Linked DNA regions of Homo sapiens: regions 1 and 3 are each linked to region 2. Evidence: read pairs that join two places in POLR2A ChIA-PET (ENCODE). Cell type or tissue: GM12878. All regions are shown on one strand. Links, peaks and the distances in the headings refer to the core of each region. The heading gives the core; the rest is flanking DNA. Region 1 overlaps INSR (insulin receptor). Region 2 overlaps INSR (insulin receptor). Region 3 has its middle 11 kb from the start of ARHGEF18.

Region 1 (6,810 bases), core at 812-5,811, 110 kb after region 2:
AGTTAAAAATTAGGCCGGGCACAGTGGCTCGCGCCTGTAATCCCAGCACTTTGGGAGGCTGAAGTGGGCGGATCACTTGAAGCCAGGAGTTTGAGACCAGCCTGACCAACATGGTAAAACCCCATCTCTACTAAAAATAAAAAAAACTAGCCGGGCATGGTGGCGTGCCTGTAACCCCAGCTACTAGAAAGGCTGAGGCAGGAGAGTTGCTTGAGCCCAGGAAGCAGAGGTTGCAGTGAACCCAGATCACACCACTGCAGTCTGGCCTGGGCAACAGAGTTAGTGAGACTCCGTCTCAAAAATAAATAAATAAATAAATAACAATAAAAACTAGCTGAGCATGGTGGTGTGTGCCTGTAGTCCCAGCTACTCAGGAGGCTGAGGCAGGAGGATCGTTGATGCTCAAGAGTTGGAGGCTGCAGGGAATTAGGACCACACCACTGCACTCCAGCCTGGGTATCAGAGCAAGAACCTGCCTCTCAAAATAAAAATTTAAATTTTAAATTTTAAAAAGAAAATATGGGATCTGGGAATGATGAGGATCAACCAGACTCAAATTTAAAATTTCAACTTTAGGAATATTAATCCAATTATAAGATAAAATCTTTTAAAGTCTAGAGAAAACTATAGGGATGGAGAACAGATCTGTGGTTAGGGGTGGAGGTGGTTTAGTGATAAAGGGGTGAATTGAGGGAGTTTGGACAACAACGAGACTGTTCTCTATCCTAATTGTGGCAATAGCCATACAACTCTACACATGGCTTAAAAATCATAAAATGGTACACCTTTAAAAAGCCAATTTTACTGTATGATAATGTTTAAAATATTTTGTTGTTGTTGTTGTTACACAGTCTCACTATGTCACCCAGGCTGGATGCAGTGGTGCAATCACAGCTCACTGGCGCCTCGACTTCCCAGGCTCAGGTGATCCTCCCACCTCAGCCTCCCTAGTAGCTGGGACCACAGGTGCTCACCACTGTATCTGGATAATTTTTTTGTAGGGTTTTGTAGAGACGGGGTCTTGCTATGTTACCCAGGCTGGTCTTGAACTCCTGGGCTCAAGAGATCCACCTGCTTCGGCCTCCCAAAGTGCTGGGATTACAGGAGTGGCCCCATGACACCTAGCCTAAAAAATTACTAAACATCAAAAAGATACATAAACCAATGGCACAGTTACCTCCCTGGACATGAATGGAATGCTTTTGGGGACAGGGGGACAAGATTTTTTTTTATTATTTCTTTTCTTTTTGAGACAGGGTCGGGCTCTATCACCCAGGTTGGAGTGCAGTGGCATGAATATGGCTTACTGTAGCCTCAACCTTCTGGGCTCAAGCGATCCTCCCACCTCAGCCTCCTGAGTAGCTGGGACTACCGGTACACACCACCATGCTCAGCTAATTTTTAAACTTTTTCTAGAGATAATGTCTCATTATGTTGCCCAGGCTGGTCTCAAACTGCTGGCTTCAAGTGTTCCTCCCACCTCAGCTTCCTAAAAAGTCCAGGGATTACAGGTGTGAGCCACTGCACCCCACCACAAGATTTTGCAGAAGGACTTCTGTGTTTTTTTTTTCCTTTCTACACTTTTGTAATTTTTCTTTTTGCAATGAGAATGCATTACCCGTCACTATTTAATTAAAAACTGTAAATACCATGCAGCTGCAAAATATCAACCAGGCCACCCCAAGAAGTATTCTTTTTTTGTTTGAGACAGAGAGAGGATCTCACTGTTGCCCAGGCTGGAGTGCAGTGGTACAATCACAGCTCACTGCAGCCTTGCCCTTCCAGCCTCAAGAGGTCCTCCCATCTCAGCCTCCCAAGTAGCTGGGACTACAGACACATGCCACCATGCCCAGCTAATTTTTGTTTTATTGTTAGTGGAGACAGGGTCTTGCTGTGTTGTCCAGGCTGATCTGAAACTCCTGGACACATGTAATCCTCCCACCTCAGCCTCCCAGAGTGCTGGGATTGCAGGCATGAGCCACTGCACCTGGCCAAAAATATTCTTTTTTTTTTTTTTTTTTGAGATGGAGTTTCGCTCTGTCACCCAGGCTAGAGTGCAGTGGCGCAATCTCGGCTCACTGCAACCTCCACCTCCCAGGTTCAAGCGATTCTCCTGCCTCAGCCTCCCAACTAGCTGGGATTACAGGCATGCGCCACCACGCCTGGCTAATTTTGTATTTTTTCAGTAAAGATGGGGTTTCACCATGTTGGTCAGGCTGGTCTCGAACTCCTGACCTCAAGTGATCCACCCACCTCGGCCTCCCAAAGTGCTTGGGATTACAGGCGTGAGCCACCACACCTGGCCCAGAAGTATTCTTAACAGAAATTAACACAAGAGAGGCCTGAGAGAAAAAAAAAAAATCTCATTATATACACCAGTTATATTTTGGGTTCTAGATACAGGGTTGAGAGCATGAAATCCTCATTCAATGCCAATATAGCTGTTTAAATAAATACACATGGCTAAGTAGGCAACATCACGGTGATTTTTCTCATCCTTGGAATCCGTATATTCAGTGCAGCAAATGACACACGTTTCTTTAACATCTCTTGCGGTGTAAAGAGAAAGACATAGCGTTTCATTTCACTCACTTCATTCGAGTTGTACCAGGGACTGCACAAGCTATTAGGCATGCTATCATGAATGAAACCTCAAGGCGTCTGTTCCAGATCAGAGGTCAGCAAACGCTGTTCTGTAAAGGGCCAAAGTGTAAATATTTTGGCCATGGAATTCCTGTTTTAACTACTCAACCTGCCGTGTCGGGGCATTTTTGCGCAGTCATAGATGATGAGTAGACAAATGAGTGTGGTTGCATGCCAATAAAACTGCATTTACAAAAACCGTGGGATTTGGCCTGAGGGCCATAGTTTGCTGACCCCTGTTCAGATGAAGAAGTCGGAATCTATGTAAATTTCTTAGCTGGGCGCAATGGTTCCTCATGCCTATAATCCCAGCACTTGGGAGGCCCAGGAGGGAAGACTGCTTGAACTAGGAGTTCAAGACCAGCCTAGGCAACATAGCAAGACCCTGTTTCTACAAAAAAAAAAAAAAAGTTTTAATTAGCCAGGCATGGTGGTGACTGTCTGTGAGCCCAGGTACCCAGGAGGCGGAGGCAAGCAGGTTGCTTGAGGCCAGGAATTCAAGACCAGCATGGGCAACATAGCTAGACTCTGTCTCTACAAATAAATTTTAAAAATTAGCTAGTCATGGTGGTGCCTGCCTGTGATCCTAGTTTCTCAGAAGGCCAAGGCAGGAGGCTCACTTGAGGCCAGGAAATCAAGACCAGCCTGGGCAACATAGTGAGACTCTGTCTCTACAAACAAATTTTTCAATTAGCTGGGCATGGTGGCACCTGCCTGTGATTCCAGCTACTTGGGGAACCTAGGTGGGAGGACTGCTCCAGGCCATGACTTGGAGGCTGCAGTAAGCTAGGACTAAACCTCTGCACTCCAGCCTGGGTGACAGAGCAAAATCCTGTCTCTAAAAAGAAATAAAAATTGGAAAAAAAAAAAAAAAAAAAAAGGGCCGGACACGGTGGCTCATGCCCGTAATCCCAGCACTCTGGGAGGCTGAGGTAGGTGGATCTCTTGAGGTCAGGAGTTTGGGACCAGCCTGGCCAATGGGGTGAAACTCTGTCTCTACTAAAAGTACAAAAACTAGCCAGGCGGGGTGGCACATGCCTGTAATTCCAGCTACTGGAGAGGCTGAGGCAGGACCATTGCTTGAACCCAGGAGACGGAGGTTGTAGTGAGCCAAGATCATGCCATTGCACACCAGCCCGGGTGAAGAAGTGAAAAAAAAAAAAAAAAAAAAGTGAGCTGAGAGAAGATTAAAGGAAACACTGACCCTCTGGGAAGAGAGAGCCAACATCTTAGCCCAGGTAGAAGGAGAAGAGAACAGTAAAACAGAAGAACTTAGGCACAGGTGAGACGGGAGACACAGCCTTCCAGGAGGGGGGACTGGCAATGTCAAACCCAGAGGGGTCAAGTGAGGTGAGGCTGCAGGAGACGCAACTGGGAGATGAGAGATTAACTTCGAGAGCCATCGGTAAAGCAGCGGAGATGCAAGCCAGATGCTGGGGGCAGAACAGTGAGAAAAGAGTGAGATGGAAAGGGCAGGGAGGACTGGCCTGGGGAAGCTGGACAGGGTGGAGGCTGGAGGTCAGTGGTAGGTAATGGGGATTGGGGGGTACTGGGTGTTTAGAGGCTGAAAAAGCACGTGGGTAAATGAAGATTCTTTTTTCTTTTCTTTTTTTTTTTTTTTTTTGAGACAGAGTCTCTCTCTGTTGCCCAGGCTAGAATGCAATGGTGTGATCTCGGCTCACTGCAAGCTCTGCCTCCCAGGTTCAAGCGATTCTCCTGCCTCAGCCTCCCAAGTAGCTAGGATTACAAGGACCCGCCACCACACCTGGCTAATTTTTGCATTTTTAGTAGAGATGGGGTTTCACCATGTTGGCCAGGGTGGTCTCAAACTCCTGACCTCAGGGGATCCGCCCACCTCAGCCTCCCAAGGTGTTGGGATTACAGGCGTGAGCCACTGCACCCGGCCGAGGATTATTGAACAAAGAGAGGAGAAAGAGCAAGAGCCCAGATGGGTAAATGTCTCAGACAGGGAAAAGGTTAACTCCTGCAGAGACGTGCCTGGCAATGTCTGGAGACATTAGTGGTTGTCATGCCTGGGGGGAAGGGGATCCTCCCAGGACCACATGGGTGGAGACCATGGTTCCAGCTCAACACTCTACATACAGGACAGCCCCCACCACCAGGAATGATCCAGCCCCAAATGTCAGCAGTGCCAAGATTGAGAGTTCTGCTTAAACCAAAGAGGAATGGAAGTCAAGGGTAGAGTGGGGTGAGGTGGGGAGCCCTGGGGACTCAGCCCACACCCTGTGGTCTCTATGCATGAATGGGGAAGGGCAAGAAGCAGGTCTCCAGGAGAGAAGCAAAGAATAAGAATAACTGCAGAGGCCAGACACCGTGGCTCATGCCTGTGATCCCAGCACTTCGGGAGGCCAAGGCAGGCAGATCGCTTGAGGCCAGGAGTTTGAGACCAGCCTGGACAAAATAGCAAGACTTCAGCTCTACACATTAAAGTAAAAATTAGCCAGGCAGGGTGGCGTGTGCCTGTGGTCCCAGCTACTACGGAGGCTAAAATAGGAGGATGGCTTGCGTCCAGGAGGTCGAGGCTGCAGTGAGCCATCATTGCCCAACTGCACTCCAGCCTAAGCAACAGAGCAAGACCTCATCTCAAAAAATAATAGATAGCTAGAGAGATAGATACAAAAATCACACTGATTTTCCTCCACCCTTCATCCCAATCAAAATGCCATATTGGGCCCGGAGTGATGGCTCACACCTATAATCCCAGGTCTTTGGAAGGCCGAGGCAGGCAGATCACTTGAGGTCAGAAGTTTGAGACCAGCCTAACCAATATGGCGAAATCCCATCTCTACTAAAAATACAAAAATTAGCCAAGGGTGGTGATACACGACTGTAATCCCAGCTACTCAGGAGGCTGAGGCAGGAGATGCACTTGAACCTGAAAGGCGGAGGTCGCAAAGATCGTGTCACTGCACTCCAGCCCGGGTGACAGAGTGACACCCTGTCTCAAAAAAAAAAAAGAAAAAAAAAAAGGCCAGGTACGGTGGCTCACTCCTGTAATCCCAACACTTTGGGAGGCCGAGGCGGGTGGATCACAAGATCAGGAGGTCGAGACCATCCTGGCTAACACAGCAAAGCCCTGTCTCTACTAAAAATACAAAAAATAAGCCGGTGTTGTGGAACACGCCTGTAATCCCAGCTACTGGGGAGGCTGAGGCAGGAGAATCCCTTGAACCTGGGAGGTGGAGGTTGCAGTGAGCTGAGATCGTGCCACTGCACTCCAGCCTGGGTGACAGAGCAAGACTCCGTCTCAAAAAAAAAAAAGCCATATTGGTTGACATTAGAGATTAATGATCTGAAAAGTTCTTTGCCCCTCCCCAAGCCTTCAAGAGGCATCACAGCCCATTTATTTGACAGGATTTTGTTCACCATCACCCCAATCGTGGGGGGTACGGAGGCTCGGACTCAAAAGAACAAAGATTTGTTAAGAAACCATTGCTCTGCAGCCACACTAGCTAGATTGCAATCCCAGCCCTGCTGCCTGCTGGCCTCAAGCGAAGTTTTCTCACTTGTGAAAAGGGAAGATTAAACCGCACCTCGTGGGGTTTTGCCGTGAGGATTAACTGAGATTATATATGCAAAGCGCATAGAACAGCACCTGCTGAGAGCTTGCTCTTCTAATTCTTAGGAAGGTATTATGCAGAGAATAAGGAACTCCTTAAGATGATAAAGGAGCCCAGTACACCCAGGAACTCCACCACTTGTGCCCCACTGCAGAACAAATATTTACTGAACACCTACTATGTGCCAGGCATCGTTCTGGGCTCTAGAAATGCAACGGTGAACAACAACAAACCATAAACCCCTGCCCATATGGAAGCCATAAATGTGCAAAGAAATGGTAAATCCATTTACTGACCCTGAAAGCCCAGGCACAGATCCACAATTAATTACCAAAGCTACAAGGAACAGAAGAACAGGGAACCACACACACGCACACATAGAATCTGGCATAGTTCGAAACCACTCATCTTGGATTTTCTTTTTATTTATTTATTTATTTTTGAGACAGAGTCTCGCTCTGTCGCCCAGTGGCACGATCTTGGCTCACTGCAAGCTCCGCCTCCCGGGTTTACGCCATTCTCCTGCCTCAGCCTCCGGAATAGCTGGGACTACAGGCGCCCGCCACCACGCCCGGCTAATTTTTTC
Region 2 (6,810 bases), core at 550-5,549:
GCCCTGTAATCTCAGCACTTTGGGAAGCCAAGGTGGGAGGATCACTTAAACCCAGGAGTTCAAGACGAGCCTGGGGAATATAGCAAGACCCCCAACACTACAGAATTTTTTTTTAGCCAGGTGTGGTGGTGTGTGCCTATATAGTCCCAGCTACTCAGGAGGCTGTGGCAGGAGGATCTCTTGAGCCCAGGGGGTTGAGACCACAGTGAGCCATGTGGGTGCCACTGCACTCTAGCCTGGGTGACAGACCAAGACCTTGTCTCAAAAAAAAAAAAAAAAGACAAAAATATCAGCTAGTGACAAATCGAAGAGTTAAAACTAAATGATGTGACAGAGAGTGCACGGATGATTGACTCAGACGGGAAGGATTTGCCAAGGAGGTGACTTTTAAGCTGCCATCTAGATGACGAGGGGAAAAAGTGGATCATTCTCAAATGCAGGGACAAGCATTATAGGAAGAGGGAACAGCTAATTGAAAGGCACAGAGGAAAGCGGATGTAGCAAGTTGCAGGAAAAGCTCCTGCGGTAACGACCACCACGGCCAGGGGGCACCGGAATGAAATGAGAATGAGAACTGGCCGAGCCCTCCCGATGAGGAGTTTGGATTCTGTCCATTGGTCTTGGGAAGCCACCGGAGGGTTTTAGGGAAGGACATGGCATATGATCAGATGACCACTTTTATTTTTTCTTTTGAGACAGAGTCTCACTCTGTCACCGAGACTGCAGTGCAGTGGCACACTCTCGGCTCACTGCGACCTCCACCTCCCGGGTTCAAGCAATTCTGCTGTCTCAGCCTCCCGAGTAGCTGGGATTACAGGCGCCCACTGTAATCCCACGCCTGGCTAATTTTTGTATTTTTAGTAGAGATGGGGTTTCACCATGTTGGTCAGGCTGGTCTCGAACTCCTGACCTCAGGTGATCCACCCACCTCGGCCTCCCAAAGTGCTGGGGTTATAGGCGTGAGCCACCGCGCCTGGCCCAGGTGGCCACTTTTTACCAGTGTCACTAGAATGGAAGCAGGAGCAAAGAGATTGTTCAAGGGGACTGGGTCAGACCAGACATGATGGTGAAATAGATGGAGGTGTAGACAAATTTGAGACCTCAGCTTAATAGGAAGAAGTGAGAGAGGCCAAGAAGAATCAAGGATTTTAGGTAATTCTCCCCTTCCCAGTGGATACCCCATACGCATTGAAAATTTATTCATCACAAATATCTGGTCCTTCTCATCTCAGGAAGCAGCACTGTGCTATTACATCCCAGCAGGTACTTTGGAACGACAGTAGATGGTGAGACCTTTTTTTTTTTTTTTTTGGAGATGCAGTTTCACTCTTGTCACACTTGCCTGGGGGCTAACGTGCAATGGCGTGATCTCAGCTCACTGCAACCTCTGCCTCCTGGGTTCAAGCAATTCTCATGCCTCAGCCTCCCGAGTAGCTGGGATAACAGGTATGCATCACCATGCCCAGCTAATTTTTTTTTTGTTTTTGTATTTTTAGTAAAGACGGGGTTTCACCGTGGTGGCCAGGCTGACCTTGAACTCCTGCCCTCAGATGATCCGTCCACTTCGGCCTCCCAAAGTGCTGGGATTACAGGCATAAGCCACTGTGCCTGGCCAAGGCCTTTTAACATGGGTTCCCAGAACTCTGCTCTGAAAACATCAAGAACTCCTTCCCAGATAAGCCACCAGAATGGAAGAAAACATCTGGCCCTATTTGATATCAAACCACATTAGAAAATGCCACAGTACGATTAAGTCTTTCATAAGATAAAAAGAAAAGCTTCAGGCCAGGTGCGGTGGCTCATGCCTGTAATCCCAGCACTTTGGGAGGCCGAGGTGGGTGGATCACTTGAGGTCAGGAGTTCAAGACCAGCCTGGCCAACATGATGAAACCCGGTCTCTACTAAAAATACAAGAAAAATTTAGCTGGGTATGGTGACAGATGTCTGTAATCCCAGCTACTTAGAGGCTAAGGCAGGAGAATCACTTGAACCCGGGAGGCTGAGTTGCAGTGAGCCAAGATCGCACCATTGCACTTCAGTCTGGGCAACAAGAATGAAACTCCATCTCAAAAAAACAAAAGCACAAACAAAAAAAAATTGGCCAGGCTTGCTGCCTCACACCTGTAATCCCAGCTACTTGGGAGGCTGAGGCAGGAGAATGGCTTGAACCTGGAAGGCAGAGGTTGCAGTGAGCTGAGATCATGCCACTGCACTCCAGCCTGGGTGACAGAGTGAGGCTCTGTCTCAAAATAAATAAATTAATTAATTAAAAGCTTCAGAAATAAAAATATTAATTTTTTTAAACCTACGCAATAAAATACGGTGACAATGCACCCCCCTCTCCTTTGTTTTCTTCCGTTCAGGAAAGGTCCCAGATACCAAGGATGTGCGGTCAATTTCTCAGGGTTTCTGTTTTAGCATCTCCCGCATCATCAGTGAGAAAATCAAAGGAGGTTGCTATATTTCTCAGGCCATTGTTAAGGTGAGGGAAAAATGCCTTTTATTTAAGGCCAATGTCTTTTAAACAAACATCTTGCCAGAAGATATTAACCCATTTTTTTTATTTCAATTGTGATTTTAAAAAGAAAGAAATGAATCAAAAGGAATATGGTCATTTCCTCAATCTTGGGAATACACTGGCCAAAAAAAAAAAAAAAAACCTAAAACAAAAGTCTGTCTGGTATGAAAAGGTGATTTATAGACCCTTTTGGTCAATAAAGCCAAAAGGTTTTTTTGGTAGGTTTTTATCAACAACGAGCAAAACAAAACATATTGTACTTGCAGGTTTCACAAACACTCAAAGAAAGAGTCATAAGAACTGAAATTACAGCTTGTTTTCCTTCCCGCCCTCTCCACCCAGGGAAATACAATTTCCCACCCCAACACTCTCGCTTGGCTAATTCTCAAGTCTGAAGAGGAAGATACTTTACGTAAGCAGGTCAGCTCAAGGCCTCTTGATGTGTGTCTGTTTCTGATTTGTTTTTGTGTTGTTTTGTGGTGTGTGTGTGTGTGTGTGTGTGTGTGTGTGTGTGTTTTAAAACAAAACATAAAACCTCAATACAAAAACCAGGAAACAGATTTTTGCAACTCAGTTACGGCCCCAAAATAGCTCATGGAAGAAGCTCACAGTACGAACAGAAAGTCTGCGATGTGCGTAGGAAATCTGACTCTGTCGAAGAGAGAAAACCCTGCTATTTCTCACCCAAACGGCAGGAAATGGTTTGATTATACTGTCCTTCAGAGAACAGCAAAGCCCTGAGAATAATGCAGAAGCGAGTCTCTTCCTCCTGGAGACAGTATGTTCTGGGCTAATCTTGGCACACCACCAGGCTACAGGTCAGGGAAGACACGAAAGACCTTGGTATATCCTTTATGTGACAATGATGAAGCTACATCAGTGAGGACAGGCCACGTGGAGGATTTTAGGGAAAACCAAGGACTCTGTCCTTATTATATTTTCTTGTTCTGAAGCCAACCACAGAAAGCTTAGAACTGAGGTCCACAATGCCAGACTGGGTGCGGTGGCTCACACCTGCAATCACAGCACTTTGAGAGGCCAAGGCAGGTGGACCACCTGAGGTTGGGAGTTCGAGACCAGCCTGACCAACATGGCGAAACCCTGTCTCTATTAAAAATACAAAAATTAGCCGGGCATGGTGGCAGGCACCTGCAGTCCCAGCTGCTTGGGAGGCTGAGGCAGGAAAATCGCTTGAACCCAGGAGGCAGAGGTTGCAGTGAGCCAGGTTCGTGCCACTGCACTCCAGCTTGGGAGTCTTGCGGCAAGACTCCATCTCAAAAAAAAAAAAAAAGAATGGTGGGCACAATGCCAGAAGTATATACTATCTGGTCCTTTAGAGAAAAAGGTAGTCAACTCCCACTCCCAAGCCCAGGACCAAAACAGGGTGCAAAAGTAGCATCTGAGAGCAGAGACCTCACTCATAGCCAATTAACCCTGGGTTTGCACACAGTTTTAACAAGCGGCATCGTCACAACCAACCCCACGTTCCTTCTCCTCTCGGCTGCCCCCCAGACCCACATCCAGAACTCACTTGCTGGAATTCATCGTGTACCCGGAGGGACACTCAGGGATGCACTTGTTGTTGTGAATGACGTACTGGTGGCAGCCCTGCCTCCGCGAGTTCTTGCATTTGTGGTGCAGGTCCTGGCAGAAGCTGAAGTTCACACAGCGCCAGTCCTGGAAGTGGTAGTACGGGGGCGGGCAGGTCTCCACACACCTGCCGTCCAGGTAGAAGTTGCGGCAGGCCACGCACTTGGTGGGGTCGTCGGGCTGAGAACAGTTGCCCAGGCACTCGCTGTGGCAACAGAGGCCTTCGGCGGTGCAGCCGTGTGACTTACAGATGGTCGGGCAAACTGGAGAGAGAGAGAGAGAGAGAGGGAAATAAATAAATAAATAAATAAATAAATAAATAAATAAATAAATGGCTTTGTCCAATTCCTGTCTGCATATGCAGCAATTCTGGATCAGACAGTGAAAGCCAACCAAACACTAACAGTAAAAGCGGCACGTCTACATCATTACCCACATGTCAGACACATCTATTAACTGGTTTAAGCCTCCAAACCATTGGTGAGCTTGTAAATGTTTAACAGCTGCCTGAGGGAGGGGCCCAGGGAGGCCCAGATTTATATAGCATTTGCCGATTTCCATGGTGTAAATATTCCTACCAGTGGTGGATTTCAGGCCACCAACATGAAGTTACTAAACATAAGCTGACAAAAGATACACAGTAGCATTCCTCTAAGTAGTATTTATAAGTATACACAAAATGTATCTACTATTGACACAAAAGTAGTAAATAACCTCAACAGCACAAATAATAGGAAAACATCGTATGATATTAGGAGGTGGTGAGTTTTGAGTATTTGTTACTTTTAAAAAGCTTTGTTAATTTAAAAACTTTTGTTTTTAATGTAATTTGTTTAACTGTAGGTTTATGTAATTTTTATGAATATCTATGTTTAACAAATGGCTCACAAATTGCCTGAAAATTTCACCACTGGCTCCAGCAAGCCAACTCCAGCATGCTGCTGCACCCCACATGTGAAGTAGATACACTGTTAGCTCCTTTATTTTTTTGTTTTACAAATGGGGAAACTGAGGTACAGGGAGGTTAAGTAACTTGCCCCCAAACCACTGATTGCTTCAACAGACATTTGCTTGCACTAATCTAGATACTGTGGCCACTGTGGGGAAAAAAGTGGCTGCAGATCCTGCCTTTGGGAGCACAAGGTCTAATGGAGGAGACATGTTAGTTACTTAAACATGCAAATGTGGCTCGGTGTGGTGGCTCACGCCTGTAATCCTAGCAATTTGGGAGGTCGAGGCGGGTGGATCACCTGAGGTCAGGAGTTTGAGACCAGCCTGGTCAACATGGTGAAACCCTGTCTCTACTAAAAATACAAAAATTAGCTAGGTGTGCTGGTGCATGCCTGTAATCCCAGCTGCTCAGGAGGCTGAGGCACGAGAATCACTTGAATCTGGGAGGTGGAGGCTGCAGTGAGCCATGATCGTGCCACTATACTCCAGCCTGGGCAACAAGTGCAAAATTCTGTCAAAAAAAAAAAAAAAAAAGAGAGAGAGAGACAAAGAGAGAGAGAAAAGGAAGGAAGGAAGGAAAAAAAAAAGGCTGGTTGTGGTGGCTCATGCCTGTAATCCTAGCACTTTGGGAGGCCAAGGTGGGCGGATCACCTGAGGTCAGGAGTTTCAGACCAGCCTGGCCAACATGGTGAAACCCCATCTCTACTGATGATACAAACAATTAGCCGGGTGTGGTGGTGGGCGTCTGTAATCCCAGCTACTCAGGAGGCTGAGGCAGGAGAATCGCTTGAACCTGGGAGGGGAGGTTGCAGGGAGCCGAGATCATGCCACTGCACTCCAGCCTTGGTGACAGAGGGAGACTCTGTCTCAAAACAAAAAATGAAACAAAACAAAAAATAAGAAAGAAAGTTGGGGAGTGTTCTTCACCCCAAATCCCCAGACTGTGATTCTCAGCACAGTGGATCCCACCGGCCAAACTCAGGGAACAGAAGTGGCCCCAGAAGCTACATCCATATATGAACAGCACCATCTGGTCGAAATTTCTGCGATGACGGAAATGTTCTCTATCTGGGCCATCCAACATAGTAGCCACTTCTCCCCTGTGGCTTCTGAATGTGCTTAGTGCAACTAGGAAATCCAATTTTTTTTTTAATTGTGGTAAAATACACATAGCATAAAATTCACCATTGTAATCATGTTTAAATGTATAGTTCAGTGGTATTAAATACTTTTATGTGGCTATGCAACCATCACCACCACCCATCTCCAGAACTTTCTCACCTTAACCAAACTGAAACTCTGCCCCCATGAAACAGTCACACTCATCCTCCTCCCCAACTCCTGGCACCTGCCATTTTACTTTCTTTTTCTTTTCTTTTTTTTTATTTTTATTTTTTGAGATGGAGTCTTGCTTTGTTGCCCAGGCTGGGGTGCAGTGGCGCGATCTCAGCTCACTGTAACCTCTGCCTCCCGGGTTCAAGTGATTCTCCTGCCTCAGCCTCCAGAGTAGCTGGGATTACAGACGCCCACCACCACACCCAGCTAATTTTTGTATTTTTAGTAGAGATGGGGTTTCACCATGTTGGCCGGGCTGGTCTTGAACTCCTAACCTCGTGATCCTCCTGCCTCAGCCTCCCAAAGTGCAGGGATTACAGGTGTGAGCCACTGCGCCCGACATCCCATTTTACTTTCTGTCTCTGTGACTCTGATGACTCTAGGAACCTCATATAAGTGGAATAATATAGGATTTA
Region 3 (6,810 bases), core at 1,224-6,223, 150 kb after region 2:
AGTTCAAGACCAGCCTGATCAACATGGTGAAACCCCGTCTCTACTAAAAATACAAAAATTAGCCAGGCGTGGTGGTGCGCACCTGTAATCCCAGCCACTAGGGAGGCTGAGGTGGGAGGATCGCTTGAGGCTGGGAGGCAGAGGCTGCAGTGAGCTGAGATCATGCTACTGCACTCCAGCCTGGGCAACAGAATGAGACCTTGTCTCAAAAAAAGAAAAAGAAAGAAAGAAAGAAACTGAGGCCATTTATATTTTAATGGATGTTTGTGCCTGCTAGGGGTAGAAACCCCTGAATGGTGGAGCGAAGGCATTTAAACTGAACTCCCCACTGTGGGAAGCATCACAAGACCCAAGTCCCGGGCTGTGAGGTTGGGGAAGGGCTATTCTGGTTGACCTGAAAATATGACTGCAATTTTGTCTGATTTTGTTAGGAAGTGGAATCTACCTCTCAGCCCTTGAATCTGGGTTGGTTTTGTGATTTTATGAATTGGTTTGACTGGTAGAACCTGTGTTGTATGAATGACAGCCTGGGAGATAGGAAAGGAGTGTTGGGGAGGGAGAGAGGCAGAGAGAGGGAGATAGATAGATAGAATTATAGATAGATGGATGCATAGATGATGATGATGATAGATAGATAGATAGATAGATAGATAGATAGATAGATAGATAGATAGATAGATAGATAGACAGACAGACAGACAGAGCCAGGCACAGTGGCTCAGGCCTGTAATCCTTTGGGAGGCAAAGGTGGGAGAATCCCTTGAGTCCAGGAGTTTGAGACCAGTCTGGGCAACATAGTGAGAACCTGTCCCTACAAAAAAATAAAAAATTAGCTGTGTGTGGTGGTATGCATCTGTGGTCTCAGCTACTTGAGAGGCTGAGGTGGGAGGATAACTTAAGCTTGAAAGGTTGAGGCTACACTAGGCTATGATGGCACCACTGCACTCAGCCTGGGCAAGACAGCGCAAGACCCTGTCTCAAAAAAAAAAATAGATACATACTACGTAGATAGATATATAGATAGTTAGAGTCGTAGGTAGATGGATGGATGGATGGATGGATGGATGGATGATGTATTCGTCCATTCTCATATTGCTATAAAGAAATACCTGAGACTGGGTAATTTATAAAGAAAAGAGGTTTAACTGGCTCACGGTTCTGCAGGCTGTACAGGAAGCAGGGTGCTGGCTTCTGGGGCGACCTCAGGGAACTTACAATCATGGCAGAAGGTGAAGAAGGAGCAGGCACGTCTTACATGGCAGGAACAGGAGCAAGAGAGAGTGAGGGGAGGGGAGAGGTGTCACACACTTTTAAATGACAGAGTCTCACGAGAACTTATTGTCACACTGTCACAAGAATAGCACAAAGGGGATGGTGTTAAAGCCAGAGATCCTCAACCTTTTTGGCACCAGGGACCAGTTTCATGGAAGACAGTTGGAAGGTGGCGGTTCCAGGATGATTCAAGAACATTACATTTACTGTGCACTATGATGCACTGTTGTTATATTATTACCACATTGTAATACATAATGAAATTATTATACAACTAGGCCGGACCCAAGGCGGCTCATGCCTGTAATCCCAGCACTGTGGGAGGCTGAGGCGGGCAGATCTCTTGAGGCCAGGAGTGTGAGACTAGCCTGGCCAACATGGTGAAACCCTGTTTCTACTAAAAAAAAAAAAAAAAAAAAAAAAAAAAAATTAGCCGGGCACAGTGGTGCAAGCCTACAGTCCTAGCTACCCAGGAGTTTGAGGCGGGAGAATCACTTGAACCCTGGAGGCGGAGGTGGCCGTGAGCTGAGATGGTGCCACTGCGCTCCAGCCTGGGTGACAGAGTGAGACGCTGTCTCAAAAATAAACGTATAAATAAAATAAAGACGACTCAGAAAACAAAATGGGGGAGGTATGGAGGGGAGCAGAGAGATAGAGAGAGGTGAAGTCCCTTGAGGGAGTACTGTTTGAGCAGACTAAAGGATAAAGAGCCAGATGTGCCTCCAGGGTGACATCCACACACCTGTCCAGATGACAAACACAGGTTCTCAGCCCCCACCGTCCACCTAGGATTCCTGAGCCCTCTCCTGCTGACACCTGGCAGGGTGCTGAGCCCATGAGCTCATGGGAAGAGAGGAGCCCATAGCCATGACCCCTTGCCCACCCGCTGGACACCCTGCCCTTCCTCTGGGGTTCCCAGATGCCCTGGCACAGTGCTACCTGGAGGAAAAGGAAGAGCGTCAGCCGGGGGCAGCCTCTGCCTTGCGGGCCAGCTGCTGGGATGGGAGACCTCCTTCCCAGCCCTCCCCCTTCCAGGGCAACCAGAGGAGCAGCTGGAAAGTTCCAGGCTCAGGAAATGCAAATAGATGAATGGAGGGAAGTGGACAGGGACACTACACCCATAGACTTGAGGCTGTCAGTCAAAAGTGCTGACCCTGGAGCCTGTCCCAGACCCTGTCCGCTGGGGAGTCAGGCTGAGAGCTGGGTGGCATTCTCGCTCCCCATCCACCCATATCTACACAAAGTCCAGCTCATTTTGCCTCTCGAATTCCCCCCCGAGTCACCCACTTTTCTCCCTCCTATGGCTGGGCCACTGTCCTGTCTTCCTGAATGACAGCATTGCCACCTTGCCAGCTTCCAGGATTATACCCTCTAACCATTCCTTCCATGCCCAGTTAAAGGGAGCTTTCTGAAACAAAGAGCAGACTTTGCCTCCCCTCCGCATAAAACTTCCCATGTCTCCCCATTGCCTTAGGGATAAAAGCTAAAGCTATGCCATTGGACCCAGACACAATGGCCTCTGTCTCTAGCTTCCCCCATTATAGCCACTTTCCCCTTTGGTTCTCCTTGCTGTGGATGAGTGCAATCACCTGTGGCCCTGTGCTTGTCCCAGGTCCTTCACATCCTTCAGGTATGTGCTGGGCACTGCTTCCTGAGGAAGCCTCCCTGGACTTCCAAGTCTGGGGCTCAGGGGCTGCTCACCTGGGCTCCAACTATCACACCTGCCATATTGCTTTGTGCTTACTGAATAATGCAGTGTGGGAAGGGAACTGCTGTGGCATGGCCCTGTGTGCCCTGATGAGTCTTCTGCAGGTGCAAGTGGTGAGCAGAGGTTGTCCACTGCACCATCTGTGTGAGTTCAGGTCACTGGCAGAGACAGGCAGGGTTAGCAATACGGGTGCCCGGCCCCTCGGCCAACGTGCCTAACACAGGTTCCCAGAGGCTGTGTCTCTCAACATGCCGTTAACAAAGCAGATGTTCTAAGGGGTTCTGCATGCTGCAGCCTCTGGGGGACAGTGTGTCACAGAGCCTTGCCTCACTGAGCCTCAGCTTCCTCATCTACAGAACGGGGCCAATAAAGCCAACAGGGCCTTCCTCCTTGGATGGTTGTGAAGATTGCATGAGATTAAATAAACTACATAGAAAGTGCTCAGAGAGGGGTGACCCCTCTTTTATGATTCATAACCAGTGCCAGAAGCCACGCCAGGACACATCTTGCCATTGGAAGTATGTAAAGTAATGGCACTGTGCTTCTGTGGACATCTCATTACGAGAATGTTCAGTTCTTGGGTTATATTAAGATGCGGTTTTCCTGTTGAAGCCTCTAAAGTCCCTTGTGGTTTCTCTGGGGTCCAACAGCCTGGATGCGAAAAAGAAAGAGCCCAGCCTGCTGCCCCACCCCGTGTTACTATGAGAATTGGGGAACCAGCCCCTGGGGACACAGATGCTATCACAAAGAGTCCCTGAATTGGCTTGCCACATTTAACGGATAAATATATAAGATACTCAGGTTCCTATATTTGATCTGGCAACCCTATTTCCAGAAGTGTGCTAGGTACTCTCACTTGTCTGAATAAGTAACATCTACTGCATATATATAGATCTATTTTTCTTTTTCTTTTCTTTTCTTTTTTTGAGACAGGATCTCACTCTATTGTCCAGGCTGGAGTGCAGTGGGGCAATCATAGCTCACTGCAGTGTCCACCTCCCAGGCTTAAAGGATCCTCCCATCTCAGTCTCCTGAGTAGCTAGGTCAACAGGTGGGCACCACCATGCCTGGCTAATTTCTAAATTTTTTGTAGAGACAGGATCTTGCTATGCTGCCCAGGCTGATCTTGAACTCCCGGGCTGAATTGATTCTCCTGCCTCAGCCTCCCAAAGTGCTGGGATTACAAGCATGAGCCACTGTGCCCAGCCTAATTATCTAATCTAAGCTTTTTGCCTACACACACACACACACACACACACACACACACACACACACACACGGAGAGAGAGAGACAGAGACAGAGAGGGAGAGAACTGAAAGAGGACCAAAAGAAGAATAAAGAAGAACAGTCCAGCTGGGTGCAGTGGCTCATGCCTGTAATCCCAGCACTTTGAGAGGCCGAGGCTGGAGGATCACTTGAGGTCAGGAGTTTGAGACCAGCCTGGCCAACACGGCGAAACCCCGTCTCTACTAAAAACACAAAAATTAGCTGGGCATGGTGGCATGCGCCTGTAATTCCAGCTACTCAGGAAGCTGAGGCAGGAGAATCACTTGAACCAGGGAGGCAGAGGTTGCAGTGAGCCGAGATCGTGCTATTGCACTTCAGCCTGGGTGACAGACGAAGACTCTATCACAAAAAAAGAAAAGACAAAAGAAACAGTTAAAATGTTTCTTACAACGCTAAATATACATTTGTCATAGCACCCAGAAATTCTATTCCTATGTATTTTACCAAGATAAATGAAAGCATATTCACATTGAAGTCTTGACATAAATGTTTGTAGTGATATTATTCATAATTGCCAAGAAAATATACAATTTGGCCGGGTGCAGTGGCTCACGCCTGTAATCCCAGCACTTTGGGAGGCCAAGGTGGGAGGACCACGAGGTCAAGAGATTGAGACCATCCTGGCCAACATGGTGAAAACCTGTCTTTAAAAATACAAAAATTAACTGGGCGTGGTGGCACGCACTTGTAGTCCCAGCTACTCGGGAGGCTGAGGCAGGAGAATCGCTTGAATCTGGGAGGCAGAGGTTGCAGTGAGCCGAGATTGTGCCACTGCTGGGAGACAGAGACTCCCTCTCAAAGAAAAATAAAAAAGAAAGAAAGAAAAAGAAATGCCACTTGAGGTGGCCACCTGTTGTCCAGCTACTCAGGAGGCTAAGGTGGGAAGATCGCTTAAGCCCCTGAGAGGTTGAGGTTACCGTGGGCTGAAATTGTGCCATTGCACTCCAGCCTGGGTGACAGAGGGAGACCCTGTCCCCCGACCCCCCCAAAAAAAAGAAGAAAGAAAAGAAAAGAAAAAAGAAAATATTAGAAATCATGTAGACAAATTAAGACTGTAGAATTTCATAAATACATGTTCTAATTTCCAATATAATTTCAACTACAGTAAGATGATAATCAGATACATTCCTTTTGGTGGTTGCTATTGCCGCACTCTTAGATATGAAGTGAACAGCTCCCTGAAATTCGCACTCTCTGGGCTTCTGGGAACTATATTTTCATCATTCTTTGGCTCCCGTCTGTGCTTTTCTGAGACATGCCTGTTCACACCCTTTCTTTCTCTTTTTTTCTTTTCTTGCTTTTTCTTCTTCTTTTTTTTTTTTTGAGACAGAGTCTCCCTCTGTTGCCCAGGCTGGAGTGCAATGGCGCGATCTCAGCTCACTGACGCAACCTCTGCCTCCCAGGTTCAAGCGATTCTCCTGCCTCAGCCTCCCAAGTAGCTGGGTCTGTAGGTGCCCACCACCTGCCCAGCTAATTTTCACCATGTTGGCCAGTCTGGTCTCGAACTCCTGACCTCAACTGATCCACCTGCCTCAGCCTCCCAAAGTGCTGGGATTACAGGCATGAGCCACCAAGCCCGGCCCCAAATTCTTAATTTTCTATTTCTGTTGTGTTTTTTTCTTATCAATGTGTGAAATCTCTTTGCATATAAAGGTACCAACCCTTCTCAGGCAACCAATTCATCTTTCTTTATTGCTTTTGTATATACTTCCCTGATAATTTATAAAATTATTCTGTTAGTTATATTTATTTTTATTATAAGATTTTTAACAGATGTTTATATAGTTTTTTGTTTGTTTCGTTTTGTTTTGTTCTGTTTTGTTTTTGAGACAGGGTCTTGTTCTGTCACCCAGGCTGGAGTGTGGTGGTGAGATCTCAGCTCACTGAAACCTCTGCCACCAGGGTTCAAGTGATTCTCCTGCCTCAGCCTTCCGAGTAGCTGCAATTATAGGTGCCCACCACCACACCCAGTTAATTTTTGTATTTTTAGTAGAGACAAGGTTTCTGCATGTTGGCCAGGCTGGTCTCTAACTCCTGGCCTCAAGTGATCCACCTGCCTCAGCCTCCCCAAGTGCTGGGATTACAGGCATCAGCCACTGCACCCGGCCACGTTTATATAGATTTTTATGTATTAAGTATTTCTGTGGTTTCATTCATAGCTTCTGGGTTTTCTGTCTTAGTTAAAACACACACACAACAATTTCAAAAAAAGCATGTTTTCAACCCTCAATTGTAAAAATAGCCTTGTAAATTCCTTCTATGATCTGTATTGGTTTATTGTTCACATTTCATCTTTAACCCAACTGAAATTATGTTGTTTTCTGCAGCACAGGAATATTTCACTCTGCCACGTCTCTGTCAAAAGTGGGAGAAAAGGCCAGGTGTGGTGACTCACATTTGTAATCCCGGCACTTTGGGAGGCCGAGGAGGAAGGATCACTTGAGGCCAGGAGTTTGAGACCAGCCTGGCCAACACAGTGAGACTACTCCAAGAAAAAAATAAGCGTGGTAGAAGGAAGGGCAAACCCGTGTCTCACACCCCA

What was found. ChIA-PET counts read pairs that join two places held together with the same protein. Peaks named below come from ENCODE experiments on the same cell type or tissue, not always from the same donor. Only the 100,000 strongest peaks of a DNase experiment are listed, where the experiment ranks them.
Region 1: POLR2A ChIA-PET joins it to region 2 with 12 read pairs; 19 of 35 experiments call an interaction of 5 or more read pairs at or near these places.
Region 3: POLR2A ChIA-PET joins it to region 2 with 13 read pairs; 10 of 35 experiments call an interaction of 5 or more read pairs at or near these places.

What each region holds. Positions count from the first base shown.
Region 1 is chr19:7,285,157-7,291,966 of GRCh38, forward strand. The region is part of intron 1 of INSR (insulin receptor); the gene reads right to left. Among named protein-coding and RNA genes, the nearest start is that of INSR, 5.9 kb to the right of the region's middle. RefSeq lists an enhancer at 3,296-3,797. In GM12878, for the core only: no CTCF peak of the experiment used is centred there; no DNase peak of the experiment used is centred there; H3K4me3 peaks cover 1,247 bases.
Region 2 is chr19:7,180,267-7,187,076 of GRCh38, forward strand. It overlaps INSR (insulin receptor), which reads right to left. Exons shown (of 22, transcript NM_000208.4): 3 at 4,050-4,371. Among named protein-coding and RNA genes, the nearest start is that of INSR, 110 kb to the right of the region's middle. In GM12878, for the core only: no CTCF peak of the experiment used is centred there; DNase peaks (open chromatin) are centred at 2,975 and 3,055; H3K4me3 peaks cover 451 bases; H3K27ac peaks cover 3,405 bases.
Region 3 is chr19:7,334,328-7,341,137 of GRCh38, forward strand. No RefSeq gene overlaps it. Among named protein-coding and RNA genes, the nearest start is that of ARHGEF18, 11 kb to the right of the region's middle. RefSeq lists an enhancer at 3,334-3,443. In GM12878, for the core only: a CTCF peak has its summit at 3,271; a DNase peak (open chromatin) is centred at 3,524; H3K4me3 peaks cover 258 bases; H3K27ac peaks cover 3,661 bases.